2 separate regions of the Homo sapiens genome follow, and region 2 is linked to region 1. A link is an interaction called in ENCODE POLR2A ChIA-PET data of the cell type or tissue named here. Cell type or tissue: GM12878. All regions are shown on one strand. Each heading gives the region's core, and the rest is flanking DNA. Links, peaks and the distances in the headings are about the cores only.

Evidence for each region. ChIA-PET counts read pairs that join two places held together with the same protein. Peaks named below come from ENCODE experiments on the same cell type or tissue, not always from the same donor. Only the 100,000 strongest peaks of a DNase experiment are listed, where the experiment ranks them.
Region 2: POLR2A ChIA-PET joins it to region 1 with 7 read pairs; 2 of 35 experiments call an interaction of 5 or more read pairs at or near these places.

What each region holds. Positions count from the first base shown.
Region 1 is chr5:154,948,025-154,955,698 of GRCh38, forward strand. It overlaps MRPL22 (mitochondrial ribosomal protein L22), which reads left to right. Exons shown (of 7, transcript NM_014180.4): 3 at 2,797-2,914. Among named protein-coding and RNA genes, the nearest start is that of MRPL22, 11 kb to the left of the region's middle. In GM12878, for the core only: no CTCF peak of the experiment used is centred there; no DNase peak of the experiment used is centred there.
Region 2 is chr5:154,504,425-154,512,098 of GRCh38, forward strand. No RefSeq gene overlaps it. Among named protein-coding and RNA genes, the nearest start is that of HAND1, 30 kb to the left of the region's middle. In GM12878, for the core only: no CTCF peak of the experiment used is centred there; a DNase peak (open chromatin) is centred at 3,902.

The DNA.
Region 1 (7,674 bases), core at 2,479-6,478:
TGTCTCGCTAAAGAGTCTGGACTTCGTATTGTGGGCAGTAGGGAAATACCAAAGTTTGCTGTGTTAACTTTTTATTTGGATATGCCCAGACATATACAAAAGTAGACAGTTTGATGAACCTCCATGTATCCGTCACCCAACTTCAACACTTACTACTTATGGCCAATGTTATTTATAACCTGTACTCTCCCTCATCATATTTTGAAACACTCCCCCCACTGTATCATTTTCATAAATATTTTACTATTATCTCATTAAAAAGCATTAAATATCCATTTGATATTTAAACTTCCAATGGCTTCGTAACTGTCATACTTTATAATAGTTCACACATTGAAACTAATTGATATTTCTGTTAAATCTCTTACTCTGTAGGTTTTTTATTCAACCCTCTCTTTTTTTTCTTGTAATTTATTTGTTGGAGACAATTGGTTGTTTTGTAGCGTTTTCTATACCTTGGATTTTACCGAGTGCATCCCCATGATATTACGTAACATGTTGTCTTTTCTCTGTGTTTCCTATTTTGAATCTAGGGGCTTGAGCCCCCAGTTTCATTTTGGGCAGGAAAGACTACTTTGTGGATGGTGGGTGGTGTGTTCTTCCATAAGGAGGCACATAATGCCTCCTTTATCCATTAGTTTATTAAGGATTATAAGATGATGCTATAATAATTTGCTATTCCTTCATTACTAACTTTATACAAGTCAAATTTTTCCTCATCTACTACTTGGAAACTTAATGGTACAGTTTGTATAGGAAAGACAGGATAAGTCTTGTCTTTTTCTTCATTCTTTCTCTTCATTCACCAGTTTTCAAAATAACAAGTTGGCTCACTAGCATTTTCTAATGGTAATTAATTTGTATTTTTCCTGGTTTTATTATGAACTTATGGCTTTAAACATATTTGATGTGTTTCAACCCACTACAATTATTGTCCTGATTAATGCTTGGCTTGTCCCATCTTTGGCTTGTTGGGCATCCACAAGTTGGCTCCTGAGTGCCTTTGACATGACCTTGGTAATCTTTGATGGCTTCTTTGCTTTCTGATATGACAAGATGTTCTGGGCTCATTTTGTATGTTATCTGCTTGAGATCTGCAATCAGCCATTTCTCTCAGAAGTTTTGGTTCTCTTCAATAGGAAATGGTATTTCAAGACCGTAATCTGGGAAGTAGGGGCACTAATTGCTACTAGATTGTTCATTGCTTCTACACCTCTTCAGTGGAGAGATCTAGTACTTATTGGATTTTGGCTGAACCTTTTCTGCTTATTTCCATACCAAGAATCCCAGTAGTCAGTGACACTGAAAAAAAAGGATAGCATTAGAATATTACATAACTATTCATTTGCTTATTTCAATAGACGTTTTTAAGCTGGAGGATGACATGAGTAGCTCTGAATTATAGAAGGGTAGCTCATTTGGTACTCAAGCAGAGAAAGATGGATTGGAATTGGGCAAGTTGATGGAAGAGAAATCAATCTAGAGGCTATTGCTATATAGGATGGTGGCAATTAGAATGGGGAAGAGGTAAAGCATTTGAGAACGATTTCAGGGGAATCTTTATTTTATCTGTAAGATTTGGTGACTAGCTCTGGCAGGATGAAAATCATTGGGAAGTTGAAGATAAACTCTAGAACACCATTCAAGAGTGATTTTATTTAGTGATATAGGGGAGTAGCGGATGCTGGGGAAAATGGGAGAGGGAGAATGACTAGTTGTATATTATTAAAGCAGTTAAAGTGTGGGGGAAGAGGTCAAGGAATAGTGAATTTGGGATCTTCATCATCAAGTCTCAGCCTATTAGTTTAGCATTCAAAGACAACCACTCTAGCCTCAATGACCTTTCCAATACTTAACAAATTCTCTGACTCAGTCAGACCTCCCCTTATTTCTCAACTCTGTACCTCTGCATAGATGATATATGTCGTTGCCCCATTCCTCTGATAATTAGTGTATTAGTCCATTTCACACTGCTATAAAGATACTACCTGAGACTGGGTAACTCATAAACCAACAAGGTTTGATTGACTCACAGTTCTGCGTGGCTGGGGATGCCTCAGGAGACTTAGAATCATAGGGGAAGGTGAAGGGGAAGCAGGCAACTTTTTCACAAGGCAGCAGGAGAGAGAGACAGTGCAGGGAAACTGCCACTTTTAAACCATCAGATCTCATGAGAACTCCCTCACTATCACGAGAACAGCATGGGGGAAACTGCCCAGCGATCTAATCACCTCCCACCAGGTCCCTCCCTCAACATGTATGGATTACAATTGAAGATGAGATTTGGGTGGGACACAGAGCCGAGCCATATCAATTAGGAAGTTCAAGATTCACCTGAAGTCACCTCTGAAATCCTCTGCTGTTTCCCATATTTTAGTTATGTGGTTTTATATTGTCTTCTAATTGTTTTGTGTTTTTGTCTTAGTTACTCAACAAAGTTGGGCAATCTTACAGGTCAGATCAGAGAGCTCATTATGTCTTCTCTAAATCTTTCTTAGGAGTGGGTGACTTATAGAAGACAGTGTTATTGGCCAGTCAGGGCAAGAAATCTTGGGTTAATATCTATTAACGGTTTGACTTATGTGCGTTTACTTTCTCTCCTGTTAGCCTCTAATAAACTGTCTCTTTGTTGTGTTTAAAAGTAGTCTCTATTAATGAATACCTCTAGAATATTTCCAGTTGTGATCCTTAAATTGTTTTCATCAAAATGGAGCTGAAGTGGTTCAAAAGATATGTAAACTCTACAGAAAGGTCCCCTAAGTGTCTGTTGTTTTATAGGCTTCTTTCATTTCACAGTGTTTTACCTCAATCATATATCCACACAAGTGCTTCTCTTGACATTTCTCGAAAATGGGAGAAGAAGAATAAAATTGTTTATCCTCCACAACTGCCTGGAGAACCTCGGAGACCAGCAGTAAGTTCGTGGGTAGAACTAATCTCTTAATTGTGGTAGTGCTCTTACTCTTAAGTGATTAGTAATGATTTATTATTCTGTGTTAAAAAAATTATACAACCATTCACTCTAATTGACAGAGAAGATGTACTAGATTTATCTCTTCAATAGTTGAAAAAGATTGTTATTCTTTACTTATTTGTCTTTACTTAACCTCCTGGATAGGGACCTTAACTCTAAAACTAAGCTAATAGTTTAAGACATACTGATTTTTGACTCTGAGAGGCTTGCTGATGAGCTCTTAATGATGGAGCATGTGGAGTTGGCAAGAATGACTTAAACTATTGGCCAATGTTTAAATTATGTATATGATTTTCCAGTGTTATATATTTGAATATAGACACACTGTTTTTTGTTTGTTTGTTTGTTTGTTTGTTTTGCAATTTGAACCTAAAGTTTGAACTTAATCATTGGGTTCCTACTGGAGATTTATCTTATCGTTATCTGCACAGAATAAACAAATAACTTTTCAACTTTCATATTTTGTCATGACATCACAACTTGAAAGATTTGTCAGTATAGGCTATTAAGTATTGACTCCATTTTGTTTATTTTATTTTATTATTATTATTATTTTTGAGACAGAGTCTTGCTCTGTCACCCAGCTGGAGTGCAATGGCACGATCTTGACTCACTGCAGCCTTCGCCTCCCGGGTTCAAGGGATTCTTCTGCCTGAGCCTCCGGAGTAGCTGGGATTACAGGTGCCCGCCACGATGACCAGCTAATTTTTGTATTTTTAGTAGAGATGGGGTTTCACCATGTTGGCCAGGCTGGTCTCCATTTTGTAATTAACCAAAATTGACTAAATGAAACGTTACACAATTGCACAAATATCATAAATAAAAATTTTTCTGTAACTAATGAACTTTTTTTGCTTCTTACCTGAGCTCTTTGAAATCACGTATTTTTTTTTTTTTTTTTTGAGATGGAGTCTCCCTCTGTCGCCCAGGCTGGAGTGCAGTGGTGCAATCTTGGCTTACTGCAAACTCTGCCTCCCGGGTTCACGCCATTCTCCTGTCTCAGCCTCCCGACTAGCTGGGACTACAGGCGCCTGCCACCATCCCGGCTAATTTTTTGTATTTTTAGTAGAGACGGGGTTTCATCGTGTTAGCCAGGATGGTCTCGATCTCCTGACCTCATGATCCGCCTGCCTCGGCCTCCCAAAGTGCTGGGATTACAGGCGTGAGCCATCGTGCCCGGCCTGAAATCAGGTATTAATTGGAAATAAATTACAACAGTATTTGTCAAGTCCAGAATCTATAACAGCACAATTTTGTTATGTGTTTGTTTTGTTTAGTATCTTTAGATACTAAAAAAATGTACTTTAGGATATATCCCAAGTGGCAAAATTCAAATAGTTAGTAGTATGTCATCTGCTTAACTCTAGCAAATGATGAACACTATCAATACAGTAATTTGTTGTGTGTTATATTTAATGAAACTATTTTGATTAACTTTTTTGTATCATTTATCCTTCTTATACAAGTGCCTGTGGGAAGACATTTAATTTGATTTGATATAGGTACTTTGGAAAACCTTAATTTCTCTATTTTGCACAGATTTTGTTTCAGTAATCCTTTGGGGGACAAATTATGACATCTGGGAAATATGAACATTTTCTGACTTTAAATAGTATTTAGTAATTTAATATTGGTACATCAGTTGTACCTGTTATGACTGGGAATACCGATACCCTTCATAAATACCTAACTTACCAGAAATAATTTATTCACTGGCCATATAGTTCATAATACTGCGCTATAATATACAATGTCCCTTAGAATTTCCAATCTGCCAGCTGCAGCCATTATTAAAATTAGTTTTATCTCTAGCTGAAAAGAGGGCCAGATAATATCTACCATTCTACCTAATTCTGATCTTCTGCATTAGAATATATAGTCAATAAATAACAGTGGATGGGATAGTGAGCAAAACCCGTAGCAGTAAATAAAAATGAATGTTACCAATGTAGAGTTGTTCTAGGCTACTCCTCATATTTTTAAGACTAACTTCGTAGTTTAGCTAGCACCAATTTCCAAAGAATATAGATTCTTATGTAGATTTTATCTTATATGGGGCTTCATATGAAGACAGTGAAGGCTGGGTGTGGTGGTTCATGCCTGTAATCCCAGCACTTTGGGAGGCTGAGGTGGGCATATCACAAGGTCAGGAGTTCAAGCCCAGCTGGCCAATATGGTGAAGTCACATTTCTACTAAAAATACAAAAATTAGCCGGGTGTGGTGGTGCACACCTGTAGTCCCAGCTACTGGGAGGCTGAGGCAGGAGAATCACTTGAACCTGGGAGGCAGAGGTTGCAGTGAGCTGAGATCGCACCACTGCACTACTTCAGCCTGGGTGACAGAGCGAGACTCCGTCTCAGGAGAAAAAAAAAAAAAAAAAAAAAAAAAAGAAAATGAGCCAGAGAGAAATTAAATGGCTTTCTTTATGATAGTCACACCTTGTTAATTTGGGCTTCAGTTTCCTTTTGCAGTATCTTTGAAAAAAAGCTATGTTAAATAAATGAAAAGTGTAATGAGACTGGGTCAAAACTCTTTGAGCTACCATTTCTTATTTTTCCTCTTTTTCTTCACTCCCCCAACAACCGTTTCTATATGAGACGTATTTTTAATTTATGGATTAGTCAGCATACTGATAATAATACCTTAATGTGAATCTGAATCTCATAAAGCTCTAGTAAGAACTTTTTTTTTTTTTTTTTTTTTTTGAGACAGGGTCTAGCTCTGTTGCCCAGGCTGGAGTGCAGTAGCATGATCTCGGCTCACTGCAGCCTCCACCTCCTGGACTCAAGCTATTCTTGTGCCTCAGCCTCCCAAGTAGCTGGGATTACAGGTGTGTGCCACCACGCCCGGCTAATTTTGTATTTTTAGTAGAGATGGGGTTTCTCTGTGTGGTCCGGGCTGGTCTCCAACTCCTGGCATCAAGTGTTCCACCCACCTTGGCCTCCCAAAGTGTTGGGATTACAGATGTGAGCCACCGCACCTGGCCTAAAACTTTTTTTTTTTTTTTTGAGACAGGGTCTCACTCTGTTGCCCAGGCTAGAGCACAGTTGTGCAGTCATGGCTCACTATAGCCTTGACCTCCTGGGCTTAAGAGATCTTCCCACCTCAGCCTCCTGAGTAGCTGGGACCACAGGTATGTGCCACCACTCCCAGCTAATTTTTGTATTTTTAGTAGAGACGAGTTTTTGTCATGTTGCCCAGGCTGGTCTCAAACTCCGGGGCTCAAGCAATCTTCCTGCCTCGGCCTCCCAAAGTGCTGGGATTACAGGCATGAGCCACAGCGCCTGGCCAGAAATTTTATTAGGTAACACTTTTTCCTCATTTGAATTATTATATGCATTTAAAAATAAATTGATTTATTTAAAAGTTATTGATTTAGACATTTTATAATTTAGACATACATTTATTTCATTTGAATAACTATTTTACGTATCCTATCCTCACTTTATCTAATTTGCTGTATAGGTCAGTTAATGGCAGAGATATATAACTAGGTCTTCTGACCTCCACCTTTGTTACTTTATTTGCTTGATACGTACTGAGACTTTGTCTCGTTTATCTTTAGAAAGTGCCCTTAGACATTTCACCTGCCCAAAGTAAATGCTGAGGTTTTTTTTCAGTTTTGGAAGAGGATGATTAACTTTTGCCTTTCTTGTAAACACTTCTTCCTTTTTGCCATCCTCTGGTCAGGATTACCATTGTTTATATGTGTAAAATTTGAGGGTAATCATACAAAATTAAGGTTTAAAATTATCCCACCACAAGAATGCACAAATTAAAGGGTCTCTTCTTTTTTATTTTTATTTTTTTGAGACGGAGTCTCGCTCTGTCGCCCAGGCTGGAGTGCAGTGGCGCAATCTCAGCTCACTACAAGCTCCACCTCCCGGGTTCATGGCATTCTCCCGCCTCAGCCTCCCGGGTAGCTGGGACCACAGGCGCCGGCCACCATGCCCGGCTAATTTTTTTTTTTTGTATTTTTAGTAGAGACGGGGTTTCACCATTCACAGGATGGTCTCGATCTCCTGACCTTGTGATCCGGCCGCCTCGGCCTCCCAAAGTGCTGGGATTACAGGCTGAGCCACTGCTCCCGGCCAAGGGTCTCTTCTATATGAAAGATTTCATTGAGTGGATTAATTTTTGCAGATTATTATTATCAGTCATGATAGTTCTTTCCTCTCCCTGTCTCCCCAAGAAACTTTATTGCTGAAAATGTAATTAGGCTATTGCTATAGTTTCAGGCTGTCTGCTTCTATTGCAACTGAAATCTGCCACATATTAAAAGATGGCCACTTGAGAAAACTGCTCTTTCTAAGGCATTTGAAAATTTCCAGCAGGAGTCAGAATGTTAGAAAGTTTTGAGACCTCCTTGCTATAGTTTTCCATAACACATGTTTTCTAATTTTTTTTTAAATGGCAGTTTGGTATAGTAGTGGAAAGAAAGTGGGTTTTAGAGTCAATAGAGGAACTTTTGAAAGTAGATGTGCTAGACATTGTATCAGGTGTATCATACTTCTCTGTTCTTTGAATTCCAACTTTGTCTCTTGCAAACCTCTGGTCTTAGACAAGTCACTTGATTTCTCTGATTTTCAGTTTATATGTAAAATGTTTCATCCCTCAACTCATAGAGTTAGACTAAATGAAATAATGAGTGAAAAGTGCTTTTTGAACTATACATTGTAATTAAACAGGACATACCTAC
Region 2 (7,674 bases), core at 2,115-6,114, 440 kb before region 1:
AACAAGTTGCAGAAGAGTGTACAAGCTGATTTGATTTCAGTAAAAACAGCAGCAATAACAAGGGCCAAACCGACCATACAAGAAGATGTCAATCTTGTGTGTGAGCAAGAGAAATGGTGTGGAATGATCCCCACTGGGCTGTTAACAATGGTCACTTCAGGGGTAGGGATGGGTGGGGGGTGAGATCAGAACTTGGCATGTGCACACATTTATGCTTTATTGTTTTACTTGTTTTAGTAAGCTTGCAATACTGTTGTAGTCTGGAAGTTGTACAATTAAAACAGCAATTTATTTTTATTTTTATTATTTTTTGAAACAGAGTCTCACTCTGTCACCCAAGCTGGAGTGCAGTAGCATGATCTCCACTCACTGCAACCTTGCCTACCAGGCTCAAGCGATTTTCCCACTTTAGCCTCCTGAGTAGCTGGGACTACCGGCACATGCCACCATGCCTGACTACTTTTTCAATTTGCTTTTTGTAGAGACAGAGTTTTACCATGGCTGGTCTTAAAACTCCTGGGCTCAAGCAATCTGCTCGCCCTGGCCTCTCAAAGTGTTGGGATTACAGGCATGAACCACCGCACCCGGCCTACAATTAAGACAACAATTTAAATACATATTACATGAACATCTACCAAGGCTATCATGAAAACTGTGGAGCCATCTCATTTTTCCCCACAATTATTTTTGTCAATTGCACTGCTATACATGTTCACTGTAGAAAATTAGCAAGTGCTCATAAATAAAAAAGAAAAAAAAAAGGAAAAGATATGCACTGTGAATATTTTGGTGCATATTCTTTTGACTTTCTGCTCCTAGGAACAGCTAACACTTCCTGTGAGCCAGACCCTGTGCTGAATGCTTGGGAATGGCAGGGCCAGCTCTCACTCCTCGATGTAGGTCCTGCCAAGACACACTCAGGATGTGGTAGCAGATTCATGAGCCTCTTTCTTCAGAGATTCTGGGTCAGAGGAGCTGGACGGGGCCTGGGAATCTGCATTCAGTAAGTTCCCTGGGAAATTCTGATGAGCGTACTCTTTGGACCACACTTCGAGTCAGCTAGCTGTGCGTCCAACCTACTCATTGCTGGAGCCCACAGAAAACAGCTGGAGCTCAGATTGGAGCCCACAGAAAAGAGACCTGCCCAGGGATACCCAGCCAGTGTGGCAGGGCCCGGTCCACAGACTCCCCTCTCCGCCTCGCTAAGGGCTCTCCCTGCCGTGCTCCTGCAGCTCTCCTCATGCCGACAGATGTTATTGTTTTCTTATGCCTCCAATTAAACAAAAAATCCTGTCAACGGGCGACAGGCCTAATGCACAGAGGCATTAACCAGACTTGCAACCCGACCCGGGCCTGCTCCTGTGGGTAAAGCACACTCCCTCTGCAGGCCACTGTGGCAGTCTCTCTCTGGATAAAGGGCCCTGCTGAGGCACCATCACCCTACCTGGTGCACACTGTGACCCCGGCAGATGCCTCTGGGAGCAGGACCTGGTTAGCCTGTCACCATGGCAACCCTGCTGCTGCCTTGAGACCCACTGAGGCAGCCTTTCCTAGACACCAGGTAGGTGAGAGCTGGAGACACAGAGGCCCAGAGAGGTGAAGGGTCTGCCTGAAGTTACCCATTAGGTCAGGGGCAGAACCTTCCACTAGCTTCCTTCCAGCTTCAGGCTGCTAAAGAAAGCAGGAGAAAATTGGCGACCCTGGCAGAAGGTTCCCCAGGAACAGGGTCTGCAGGATACAGAGCCACTGCTAACCTCAGAGCTGGAGTCCTGCCTGCAACCCTGCTTCTGGTCTCAGAGGCAGAGGCATTAGGGTGTGGGAGGCAGCAGCGACCTCCCCAGTCCTCCTGCTGCCTGCCTCCCAGAGTCCTGCTTGGAGCCAGGCCTCTGAGCAGGGAGGCATGGACACACATCTCAGGCCTGGGAAGCCCTCAGGGAGCAAGTTCCAACTCCTTCATTTTGCAGGTGGGGAAACTGAGGCCCTGAGAACATGACATACCCATCCAAGGTCTCACAGACTTAAACCTTGTCGTCTGAATCCTTGACAAGCGCTCTTTCCGCAAGGAAACCAGTTCCACGTGAGCACAGATTGCAGCATGGGGAACCACTTCCCCAGCATTGCCCACCCAGTCCCAGGGGCGGAGCCTGAACCCAGCCATGGTTGCTCTGCAGATGAGCAGAAAGCAGGGCTGTGGGACCCACTTAGGAGAGTGACACATTTTGGAGAGCTGCCTTCAGGCACTTGGTAGGCTGGCACTTGAGAGAGGGGAAGGCTTGTTCTGTGACGGCCATGAAGACCAAGCCAGGGCTCTCGGGGGTAAAGATTCAAGCTCCACCTGCAGAAGTCGATTCTATCATTCTGGCCAAGGAAACCTGACAGGCCCTGGACTCCTGCCTGCCCCACACTCATCTCTACACCATTCCCCCGACTCACACCTCAACTCTGCTTGCTTGGCTCCCCGACACGCCATGCGCATTCCCGCCTTGTAGCCTTTGCACTTGTAGTTCCCTCTGCCTGGAATGCTTTTTCACAGCTCCAGTCTGGCTTTTTCTTGTCATTCACATTTCAGCTGGACGTATCACCTCTTCCGAGAGGCCTTCCCAACTCACCCTAACAACGCTATCCCGTCATCAGCCTGAGTAATTCAGCTTAGGGTTTACCGCTGTCATCTTTACTTCTTATTGGCCTCTGACTACTCCTGCTTTCTAGAATGTAAGTTCCATGAGAGCAGATATCTTGTGCGTCCCTTATCCCCAGTGGCAAACAGTTCCTTCACATAGTGCTGCTGAATAAATATTCCCTAACTGGATGAATAAATGGAAGAATGAGCTGCCATGTAGGGAGATCCCTGACAAAAGTGGGATGCAAGCAGAGGCTGGATGTTTATCTGTGGGTGATGCTGTGGAGGTGGCATGCCTTAGTCATTGAGAGAAATTAAGAATCTCTGTTTTGAGGTCAAGCGCAGTGGCTTGTGCCTGTAATCCCAGCACTTTGGGAGGCCAAGGCAGGGAGATTACTTGAGGCCAGGAGTTCGAGAACAGCCTGACCAACATGGTGAAATCCCATTGTTACACGTGTCCGTATAAGAAACCACCTGAGCAGGCTTAGTGTGAGCAACAACGCTGTTTATTCACTTGGGTGCAAGTGGGCTGAGTCCGAGAAAGGAGTCAGTGAAGGCTGGTGGGATTATCATTGGTTCTTATAGGTTTGGGATAGGCGGTGGAGTTAGGACTCCTTTCTCGGACTCAGCCCACTTGCACCCAAATGAATAAACAGCCTTGTTGCTCACACTAAGCCTGCTCACGTGGTCTTTTATACGGACGTGCGTAAAATTCATCTCCACCGAAAATACAAAAATTAGCTGTGCGTGGTGACGCATGCCTGTAGTCCCAGCTACTTGGGAAGCTGAGGCAGAAGAATCACTTGAACTGGGAGATGGAGGTAGCAGTGACACGAGATTGTGCCACTGCACTCCAGCCTGGGTGACAGAGTGAGACTCTGTCTCAAAAATAAAAAATAAAAATAAATAAAAATTATACATATATATATATATCCTTTGATATTTGCTCGATGTGTGACCCAGGGTAGGTTACTATACCTCTCTGAACCTCACTTTCCCCATGTGTAAAATGAGGGCCCTAATAGTACATTCCACATAAGACAATTGTAATGATCACATGAGATGCTGTTGTAAAGAGTTTAGCCAGGGCCTGGCAGACAGTGCGTGCTCCATAGTCATTAGTAATAGTCCTTAAAGATCTATTCTGACTGTAATCCCTTCTGACTCTCAGACACATGAAGTCTTGGATGACACGTGCACTTGGCTTGAGCATCCTCAAATGCATCTCCCAAGTGCTGTATCTGCCCTCAGCCCCTTCCTGTGTTCTCCCTGTGGCCAGAGCCTCTGAGGTGGTATAACCACATTGCTTCTTTCAAGTTGCTGCAGTGTGAAAGGGGAGACAGAACATGCTTGGGCCCAATTCTCAAGGGCCCAAGGGCCCATGGGGTGCAGATGGGAGAGAATTGAATTTCTGCTAGAGTCATCAGGGAAGGCTTCTCAGAGGAGGTAGGACTTGAACTGCACCTGACAGAGCTGGCAGGATTGGGAAACAGGGAAAGGAGGAGGGAGGCACTGCAGGCAGGAAGAATGGCACGAGCAACAGCTTGGAAGAAAGGATACATGCATTCATTCATCTATTTGTTGACTGAATTCTATGAACTGAATGTGACGCCCAAAGCTCATGTGTTGCGAACTTAATCCCTAATGCAACAATGTTAGGAGTGGGGTCCCATAAGAGGTGATTAGGTGATGAAGCTTTACCCTTGTGGATGGATTAATGTCATTATTATGGGAGTGTGTTTGTGATCTATCTTGAGAGTAGGTTATAAAATTGAATTTGGCCCCTCTTGCTCTCTGGCACACATGTTCTCTTGCCCTTCCCCTTCCATCATGGGATGATGCAGCAAGAAAGTCCTCGTCAGATGCCGGCACCATGCCCTTGGCCTCCCCAGCCTGCATAAGCACTAGCCAAATAAATGTATTTTCTCTGTAAATTAGCCATTCTGTGGTATTGTGTTATAGCAACCCAAAACAGACTAAGACAGCACCTAATATACACCAGAAACTGGCTGGGCCCTGTGCTGAACAAAACCCCTATTCGACAGAGCATTTAGCCTACTGGGGGGACAGACAAGTAAACAGACAAATACAGTACAAAAAGACAAACACGGATGCACAGGGCCCCCAGGGCATAACTGAGTCCACTGGGAGTCAGGGAAAGTTTCCTGGAGAAAGCGACACTTAAACTGAGCCTGAAGGCAGAGTGGGGCAGGACAAGTGTTCCAAGCAGAGGGAACAGAGTGTGCAGATAGCAAAAGCAAGAGGGTCTCTTTTAGTTCAAAGACCTACAAGGTGTTCAGTGTGCCTGGAACTCAGTAAATGAGAGGAGCACGTGAAGATGACAGTGGAGGGGGCCAGGACACGAAGGGCCTCAACATTGGGCTGAGACGTTTTTAGCCTTTGCCCTGAGAGTAGTGGAAAGTCACTGAAGGGTTTCAAGAAGGGACTATGCCAATAGGAGCTGCATTTGCCAAAAGGTCATTCTATCTGCTGTGTGGAAAGAGGAGAAGGCCAGGTGTGGCAGAGGCAGGAGAGAGAGAGGTTAGGTCGCCTATTGCAGTCATCAAGGTGAGAGATGCAGTGGGCAGGTGTAGAAATGGGAGGAAGGCACAGAGTCTCTCAGGAGACTTTCCTTGCTGCAACTAGGCCGGCTGGGAGTGGGTGGCAAGGAATGAGAGGGAGGGGGCAGACGGATTATGAAGGAAGATGTGCTATAAAATTTTGGTTCAGAGATGCCTGAAAGGCATAATTTTTCAGGGACCCCCAGGTAGGGTACAACTGCTGGGGAAGTTTGATAAGTGATCAGAGTGGGTAATGACTTCAACACCTGTTTACTGAATACCTACTGCACATCAAGCATTGTACTAGGCCCTGTGGACTCAATGGTGAGCAAGACAGATGAGTTTGCTGCTTGTCTTACCACAGTGGAGGAGCAAGACAATAAACAAAACCGTAGATAACATGGCAAGTGGTGATAGATGGGTTAGAGAAGAATAAGGCCCAATGAAGGGGCGTGTGAAGGGCAGAGAGGGACTGCAGTTTCAAATACAGTTGGCAAGAGCTTCATCAAGAAAACCAATTCATTTCTATTTTCCTTTTTTTTAAAAATCTTTATTGTGATACAATTTGCATACCATACAATTCAAATCTACAACTCAATGGTTTTTAGTACATTCACAGGGTTGTGTAACCATTACCACGATCTAATTCCAGAACATTTTTATCACCCCCAAAAGAAACTCTCTACCCATCAGCAGTCACTCTCCACTCCCCCTTTGCTCCAGCCCCTGGCAACCACTGACCTACTTTCTGTTGCTATGGATTTGCCTATTCCGGACATCTCATAGAAGTGGAATCATGCAATGTGTCATCTTTGGTGACTGGCCTCTTTCACTCAGCATCAAGTTTTCAAGGTGCAGAATAAGGTAACTTTTGAGCAGACACCTGGAGCTGAGCAAGGTGGCTGTGCAGATGTTGGGGGCGGCACTCAGGGGAGAGAGGAACTCCAAACTGCCCAACCACAGAAAGTGAAGCACTTGCTCCAGCCAAGCTGCCCTGGGTCCCCCTGGGGAAATGCCTTGCCTAGCAGACAGTGAGGAAGGGTAAGTTAGGGTAGCTGGCATTGAGGGAACCTAGACAGCCTGCTTTCTAGCTTGGGTAGGTGGGTTGCAAAGATAGCCTCTGACACCCTAGGAGACTTTGGAATGCTCCTTGGGATCTCAAAGCTGGGAGAGTCTTTGGCTCCTCCAGCCCCAGGGAATTGGAATGCTATTCCAATGGATGTGAGCCTGTACAGCTCAAAAGCCCAGGAAGGGTGGGAGGGGCTGGTGTTGCTGTGATGGTTTGGGCTCAGTGGGGTATCTGGGGGAACAGAGGGGTGGCAGGAGGGAACAGCTGGGCCTGTGATTGAGAACCAGCTTTCTCTCACCATCCCTTTTTCTGGGACTGGGAGCATCCAGATACTACAGCAGGCTCTCAAAGATCTGAATGGGCTTTTAATGTGGTTTTTTTTTTTTGTTTTTTGTTTTGTTTTGAGATGGAGTCCCACTCTGTCGCCCAGGCTGGAGTGCAGTGGTGCAATCTTGGCTCACTGCAATCTCTGCCTCCCGGGTTCAAGTGATTCTCCTGCCTCAGCCTCCTAAGTAGCTGGGATTACAGGCATGTGCCACCACACCCGGCTAATTTTTTGTATTTTTAATAAAGACAGGGTTTCATCATGTTGGTCAGGCTGGTCTCGAACTCCTGACCTCAGGTGATCCACCCGCCTCTGCCCCCTAAAGGGTTGGGATTACAGGCGTGAGCTCCCGTGCCTGGCCAATGATTGGCTTTTTGATGGGACTTTTGTAAAGCCAGAGGGTGAAGACTGGAAGATATTTCTCGGGGCTCATTGAAAATTCTGGATTTTTCTAGTCTACGGCAGAGTGGGGCTTGAGAAGGAGAGGCGATGACCAGAGCCAGCGAGGTCTCCTGCTCTCAGCAGGGTGGAGGGCTGGAAAGCAGAGGTGTCTGCAGTCCTGGGCAGGAGTCCCAGCTCAGGGTAGCCTTGGTGAAGCCTTTTACCTCTATGGTCCACAGACTCCCCAGACGGGCACATGGGACACCATAGTCCACAGTGTCCCTCCCAACTTTGACACTCTAGGATTCCAGACCCCTAGGATCAGAATCACTGTGGGAGAGGTGCCAAGTGCCTCAGGGACACAGAGACTTTAGTAAACTCAAGGCACGATACAGGGCTTGACATGTGGTCTGACAATGGGGAACAATTTTTCTTTTAAAATTATTAATTTTTTTCATTTTGTAAGTATTTTCATGTATATTTCTAAAATGTAGGAGCTCTTTTTAAAGCAAACTATAATACCATTATCATAACCTGTATCAGTCAACTATTGCCACAATGATGCTGAGCAACAAACTCAGTGGCATTCAATGACAAGAATTTGGTTCTCTCTAAGATTTCTGTGGGGCAGCTGGGTTTGGCTGAAGTAGGTGGGGCGTGGCTCCAGGTTGCCATTGGGGTCAGGTTGGCTTCATGTGTCTTACTATTTTGGGGCCAG